2 separate regions of the Homo sapiens genome follow, and region 2 is linked to region 1. A link is a contact called in ENCODE Hi-C or POLR2A ChIA-PET data. All regions are on one chromosome and are shown on one strand. Each heading gives the region's core, a stretch centred on a gene start or an enhancer-like site at or near the end of the contact. The rest is flanking DNA. Distances are from core to core; before and after follow the strand shown.

What was found. Hi-C counts contacts between places; a loop is a spot of excess contacts on that map. ChIA-PET counts read pairs that join two places held with the same protein, here RNA polymerase II (POLR2A). Pooled maps may share reads with other maps.
Region 2: a loop to region 1 is called in a pooled map, with 4 times the contacts of the local background. The contact joins two enhancer-like sites. A Hi-C loop is called at or near these places in 1 of 37 single-sample maps with no recorded cell type and 2 of 50 pooled maps. POLR2A ChIA-PET finds 5 or more read pairs at or near these places in 1 of 52 experiments (OCI-LY7).

Annotation. Positions count from the first base shown.
Region 1 is chr20:50,835,716-50,839,408 of GRCh38, forward strand. All of the region lies in intron 3 of BCAS4 (breast carcinoma amplified sequence 4), which reads left to right. Among named protein-coding and RNA genes, the nearest start is that of BCAS4, 43 kb to the left of the region's middle. RefSeq lists an enhancer at 1,588-2,416 and silencers at 1,875-1,954, 2,215-2,264. Within about 2 kb of position 1,941, at least 12 of the 41 ENCODE cell types and tissues checked have a DNase peak (open chromatin) inside an H3K27ac peak, as active enhancers do; they include OCI-LY7, where a contact is called at or near this core.
Region 2 is chr20:51,403,338-51,406,839 of GRCh38, forward strand. All of the region lies in intron 9 of NFATC2 (nuclear factor of activated T cells 2), which reads right to left. Among named protein-coding and RNA genes, the nearest start is that of MIR3194, 48 kb to the right of the region's middle. RefSeq lists an enhancer at 1,550-1,709. Within about 2 kb of position 1,479, at least 6 of the 41 ENCODE cell types and tissues checked have a DNase peak (open chromatin) inside an H3K27ac peak, as active enhancers do; they include OCI-LY7, where a contact is called at or near this core.

The DNA of each region.
Region 1 (3,693 bases), core at 691-3,190:
GACCTTACTCTGCCCTAGAGTCTCACCAACATTGAGGCTGAGTGGCACTCACCTCCTGTCAACACCCCTGCACGTCTGCTTTCCTTAGAGTAGAGAGAGATTTCTCTGTAACTGATGCTCCATTAAAAGGGGGGAGTCCTAAGTGAGGTCCCAAGAGGGCCATGGATTTTAAGATCAAGTGGGAGATGATGTATTTCTTTTCTTTTCTTTTTTTTTTTCGGAGACAGAGTATCGCTCTGTCGCCCAGGCTGGAGTGCAATGGCGCGATCTCGGCTCACTGCAACCTCTGCCTCCCACGTTCAAGTGATTCTCCTGCCTCAGCCTCCTGAGTAGCTGGGATTACAGGCGCGTGCCACCACACATGGCTAACTTTTGTAGTTTTAGTAGAGACGGAGTTTCACCATGTTAGTCAGGCTGGTCCCGAACTCCTGACCTCGTGATCTGCCCGCTTCAGCCTCCCAAAGTGGTGGGATTACCGGCGTGAGCCACTGCGCCTGGCTGGTGATGTATTTCCTATTAGCTCAAGTGTGTGACATCAAACAATAAAACTGAGGGACCTGCTGAGAACCTGACATTGTATGGGGCAGGTGGACTCCAGAGCCAGAGAGCTGGGGCTCTGATCTGCCCCTTTGGTAATTCACCAACCCCCTTAGAGTCAGTTTCAAGGAAGACCCCCATCTCCAGGAAAGGAATGTGCCATCTACCCCTCAGAGTCATTGTGAGGATTAAATGAGACCCGCACCTGCCATCTTGCAGATGCTCAGCAAGGACAAACTATTATGGTGGTTGTAGTTGTCCACAAGGCTGAGAGAGGGATAATTTGTCCAGGATGGACAGTCACTGTTCTGCCCTGCCAGCCGGGGGTCCTGGGGTGACTAGAGTGTCAGTGGCTTCCACAGAGTGTAAGTCCACCCTGCCCTCAGAATCAGTGTGACCTGCCAGGTGAGAGCTTGGAAACCATGAGGTGACCTCTCAGGCCAGAACTTGACCCTTTATCAGTTGTATTAATAAAAACTAACTTTTTTTTGAGACAAGTTCTCGCTCTGTCATCCAGGCTGGAGTGCAGTGGTGCAGTCACACTTCCTGGCCTCAACCGATCCTCTCACCTCAGCCTCTCGAATAGCTGGGACTACAGGTGTGTGCCACCACGCCCAGCTAATTTTTTGTATTTTCTGTAGAGATGGAATTTTGCCATGTTGCTCAGGCTTATCTTGAACTCCTGGGTCAAGCAATCTGCCCACTTTGGCCTCTCAAAGTGCCAAGATTACAGGCATGAGCCACCATGCCCAGCCAACAAAAACTAGTACTTTTGAATGCCTACTACAAGCCAGGGACTATGAGTGCTTTACACATAAGAACTCACTTCAACTCCACAGCAACCCCAGGAGCAAGGTCCTGCTATTAGTCTCATTTTACAGAAAAAGCCGCCGAGGCACAGAGATGAGAAGTGACGCTCCTGAGTTCACACAGGTGGGCAGTGGTAGAACTGGGGTTTCAAAGTTTATGTTCCCCCCTCCTGGATGTCAACACACCTTTCTGGACAGGACCCATGCTCTGAAGCTGGGAATTATTTGGTGGAAGTGTTCAAATTCTCCAGGCATAGTGGCTCGGCCTGTAATCCCAGCATTTGGGAGGCCGAAGTGGGAGGATCACTTGAGCGCAGGAGTTCAAGATCAGCCTGGGCAACATGGCAAGACCCCTGTGTCCAGGGGGGAAAATGTGTTCAAATTCCTCAGTACTTGCCAATATATTTTTAAACAATGAGGCTTTCCTTCCCTCCCTCTCAGCTGATTATAAAAGTAGTATATCTTTATTGAAGAGGAAAATATGCAGAAATCAGTCATGCTCCCTGCACCCAGCCCTCAGGGTGGCTAAGATTAGCGGTGGGCCCTCTCGCTCACCTGCAGCCACCACATCCTGGCTGTGTGGGTGGACGTGTGCGTCTCCTCTCCCCGGAGTCGGAGCTGCCCTGGCCCAGGTTTCAGCCTCTCTGGCTGCGGCTTGGCTGGGCTGGCCTCACTGGCAGGCATTTTGGAGACAGTTCAGACATCGCGAGTACACATTCCTCAGCTTCGCCTCACACTCTCCACCAGATTGGTATTAACGCTGGGAGCGTAAAATTGGAATCGGCTGGAGGAAGGGGAGTCGGCACTTTCGTCTGAGTTTTACAAGCATATGTGCTGGCTGAGCCAGGCCTCTGAGGCTAGAGCCCTTGGCATATGCTTCCTGGCCCATTTCCCACCCACCCACCTCTACACACACACACACGCACACATCTGCACATACACACACACACACACACACACATGACGTGGCTGATTCAGCCTTTCAGCCCTGCTACAGCCAGAACCCCAGGGTGGCAGCAGCACGAGAGAAGCCTCCATCTTGGGTTCACCCAATGTCGTTTTGCTAAGGATACACTCACTCACTCATTCACTCATTCATTCATTCATGCACGTGTGCATTTATGCATCCGCCACCCATATGGGCCCTGTCTCCTGGACCAGGCTCTGGTCTTGGCCTGTGAGCAGTGCTGACTCAGCAGCTTCTGTTTTAGAACCCACATTCTAAAGGGCGTGGACCATGAATAGATAAGAATTTCAGAGGGCAATGAGGGCTGTGAAGACCAGGAATCTGGGTGGCTCCAGAGTGCCTGCCGGGGCTATATGAGATCAGGTGCTCAGGGACAGTTAGATGGAAGCCAGAAAGACAGACTCGGCGCAGTGGCTCACCCCTGTAATCCCAGCACTTTGGGAGGCTGAGTCAGGTGGAACACCTGGGATCGGGAGTTCGAGGCCAGCCTGGCCAACATGGTGAAACACCGTCTTTATTAAAAATACAAAGTTAGAACGGGTGTAGTGCCTCACACCTGTAATCCCAGCAGTTTGGGAGGCTGAGGCGGGTGGGTCACCTGAGATTGGGAGTTCGAGACCAGCCTGACCAACACAGAGAAACTCCGTCTCTACTAAAAATACAAAATTAGCTGGACGTGGTGGTGCTTGCCTGTAATCCCAGCTACTCAGGAGGCTAAGGCAGGAGAATTGCTTGAACTCGGGAGGCAGAGGTTGCAGCGGGCCAAGATCACGCTATTGCACTCCAGCCTGGGCGACAGAGTGAGACTCCATCTTAAAAAAAACAAAACAAACAAACAAACACCCACACACACAAGCAGGGCCACACCCCATGGAGAAAGGAGAGCAGGGCGCTATAGGCAGGGAGTGGAGGTGCAGAGGCCCTGTGGGGTGAGGCTGGGCACTTTAAAGGAACCAAAGGGAAGCACGTGGAGGGAGGAGGGAAGGTAGGGCTAGATGGCAGGAGGCCTGACAGGTCTTGGGAGGACTGCATTTCATGGTATTATTGAAGGAGAGGCTTTCCCAGAAGCAGCCAGCACTGAGGTGTCCTCATTCCTGTTCCTGGTATGAGAAAAATCTTTTCTATTTTACTAATGGAACAAAGCAGGCCACAGAGGTGCTGCCTTGTCTGAGATGGCACTGTAGTCCCCACCTCTGCTGCCTTTAGCCATGTACACACGTGCATACGCACACTAACACATGCCCATACATGTACTGAGCACAGAGACAGTATGAAAAGACAGACACCAGAGGTCACAAATGGGTGAGTTACATTTTACTGGGCCTGAACAGTATTTTTTTTTAAAGTGTAGATTTATTGCTAACATTGAATAAAACAAGA
Region 2 (3,502 bases), core at 229-2,728, 570 kb after region 1:
GTACTGCTATCATCTCAAAGGCCACCTGGAGTGACCAGCAAGGACTGTATTCATGGGTGACACTGCACCAGGTGTTCCTAAAAGACAGTAGTTCCCAGAACAGGCAGACAGAACCTTCACTCCTGATTCACCCCTTGATCAAACCTTTCACCTATACAGTCCCTGCTACACACTAAGTTATGCCCCCACCACACCAGCCAAATTCCTATATTGAAGCCCTAAACCACTCTGTGATGGTATTTGGAGATGGGGCCTTTGGGAGATAATTAGGACTTGGTGCAGTCATGAAGGTGGGGCCCTCGTGATGGAATTAGTGGCCTAAGAAGAAGGGCCACCAGAGGTCAGTCTCATTGTCTCACAGGAGAACACAATGGGAGAAAAGGTGACTGTCTGCAAGCCAGGACCTAAGCAGGTCCTCTCCAGAACCTGATCTTGACAGGATTCTCCAGAATCCTGGTCTTGGATTGCTAGCCTCTAGAATTGTGAGAAGATAAATTTCTGTTGTTTAAGCCACTAAGTCTATGATATTTTGTTATGTGGCCCGAGCTGACTGACACAGTCCCCAAAGTACATTCCTCTCCAAAGTCTCGGTCTATGCTCACGAGGTAGGCATCTGGCCAGTGAAGTCATCGAGGTTCAGGTAAGCAGACATCCCTCTATTTTAGGTCCAGCATCCCATGGCTGGTCCGTGGCAGGGGTTGAACAAGGAGCAGACCCTGATATCCCCACCGCCACACCTTTGTGTCGCTTGGCTGATGCCTAGGAGGCCCTCTTTTTCCTCTGCATCTGAATCCTGCTTGTCTGCCCATGATCAGGCCCAAATCTCTGTTTCTTGCAGCCAACAGCTCCTCCCTTTCTCAGCTGTCCTGGCGAGGGGCTCACACCCTGGGGTCAGAGTCCCAGGGACACACAGACAGCTGGGGTCCAAATCCCAGCTCTGCCACATCCTTTCATAGAACTTGAGGCAAATCCTAACCCTTTCTGTGCCTCCTCTGTTAAAGGTGGGCAAAAACTATTCCCAGCTTCTAAGGCTTTTAGAGAGAATCTGAGTCAATGCATGCAAAGTTCTTCAAACATGCAAGGCACATCATAAGAACTCTGTACCACATTACTTGTTTTGGGAATCAGAGCCAATCTTTTAAGTCCTCGAGTCTCAGTTTTTCTCATCTGTAATATGGGAATGCATATATATGGCACTATGCCAAGCTAAGAAATAACCAAAAGTAGCAGCTCTTTCTATTAGCAGCAGCAGTGTGTCTCAGCCCTCACACAGAGGATGCTTGTTAACAGACTGAATTGATGATGGCCAGTCCACCCTCTTCCACCAAAGCACTTTCACCTTTGAAGCTATTTCTGCATTTTCAGAATGGGCAGGGCTGAGATCAGCCATGCTCTCAGAGATGCATTTTCACATCCTGCTGAGAGGGGCCCCTCCCAGGCCTCACTGCGCCCTAGTGTGCGCAGACAGCTTTGGGCCGGCGACCTGCAGAGCAGCGTGAGTCACTGACGCTCTCTGCAAACCAGAGGCCTCCGGAAACCAGCCCAGACAGCAGACTCACAAGCACCCTGCCACCAGCCATTTTATGAGCAAGACCTTGGGGCTTACGAGAAAGATGCCACACCACGTGCCAAACTGTCCCCAGCTCTTGGGATGAGTAGACATGGTGATTCTGAGACTCTGGTTTCTAGTAAAAGGGGCTCACTGGGAGGAGAGCATGTCACTGGCAGATCAGTTTGTGGCCAGGAAGGCACCAAGCCCCAAGATGGCAAGAGGAGCCACCTGCTTCGAGTTGAGCTCCTGGAAGAGAAATGCATCAGACGCCAGCCAAGCAACACCAGACAGGACATGCCCCCCAAATTAGCTTCCAGGGACCGTAAGACATCCTCCTAGTCCTCCCCCAACCCACCCTCCACCACTAGACTTCAATGATGCCTTTCAAACCCCAGATCCACATGCAACGCGAGGCCAACAGAGCAGTACCAGAGGCTGCTCTTCGGGACTGGAGACACCACTCAGGAAGATGTGAGGCAGGCAAACACATTCACCTCGAGTTCCCAGGGAACTGTGGGTGTGCAGGCGCCATGACCTCACACGTGTCATCTCACCGTGCCTCACCAGCAGGTCTGTTTGCATGTGCCATGTTCGTAGAAGCTTGGCATCAGATAGGCAAGCTTTCATAGGCACTGCCTTTCAGCTGTGCATGGCTCCTGTGGCCCTGGTGTTTTGGGAGGGAGTAGCATGAATCAGATCACAGAACCCCGTATCTTGAAACCCGTGACATTTTAACACCAACCTCTCACTGGTTGGTAATACCCTCATTAAGGCACAGACCTCATCTCTCTCATCTACTGCTGTATCCCCAGCACCTAGGACAGAGCCCAGCACATAGTAGGTGCTCAGTAAAAATCTCAAGGAGGAATGATTGGGCGAAAGAATAACTACCACCTCCTAATTGATAGGACTTGCCCAGAATTTTTCCGATCAGGTCTGGCTTTCAACTGTCTCCCAGAGCACAGCAACCTCCGCCTCCCAGGTTCAAGCGATTCTCCTGCCTCAGCCTCCTGAGTAGTTGGGATTACAGGTGTCCGCCACCATGCCCGGCTAAACTTTGCATTTTTAGTAGAGACAGGATTTCACCATGTTGGCCAGGCTGGTCTCAAACTCCTGACCTCAGGTGATCCGCTGGCCTTGGCCTCCCAAAGTGCTGGGATGACAGGTGTGAGCCACCACACCCAGCCTACATATATATGTTGTTAATCCTCACGGTCATCCCATGAAGTAGGTATTGACTGCCCCCATTACACAGCTGAAGAAACCAAGTCTCCGAAAGAGTAACAAACCCAGGCTCTGCAGCTATTATGTGGCAGAGCAGTGTGGCTCAGGCTACTTGTAGATAGAAATTCGTTTTCACTTACCACCTGGCAACAAGAATACGCTTCTCTGAATGCAGCTCAGCACAAACACTGGTCCTTGGGAGACCCTAGCTTTTATCAGGGTTGGGCAGTAGAAATCACCCACATGGTACACAAAGAAAAATGGGGGTGACAGTGTTGGCATCGTTGTTAGCTTTGGGTAACCTGTGGCGGGGAGCAGATACTGAGATTTAAGAAGCAAAGAGCGGCTTGGCCCCCTCGGGACCACTATGCCAAGCCCGGTACACATCTAAAAGGTGAAATGGTGCTGGTGTATTACAAGAGTTAAAGCCAAGGCCTGGGCTGCGCAGAGGAATGACTGGAGGCGCCCCGGCTTGCTTCCATTGGCAATGTTCTCCAGCAGAAGGGGAAAACGTAGGCTCAATTCCCACAAACCCACCAGCAACCGGGGTTTCTAGACCTCACAGAGCCCAGGCCTTCCTGTGGTATCAGTCTGACTCTGGCTTGGGGCCTGGGGGCATCTGCAGCCCACGTAAGCCATCCTCTCTAGAGAGGGTGTGACATCTTAGCTCCATAGCGGCGCCTGTCTGAAAGGGAAATTCAGGTCACCTCCAAGGGTGACAGGAGT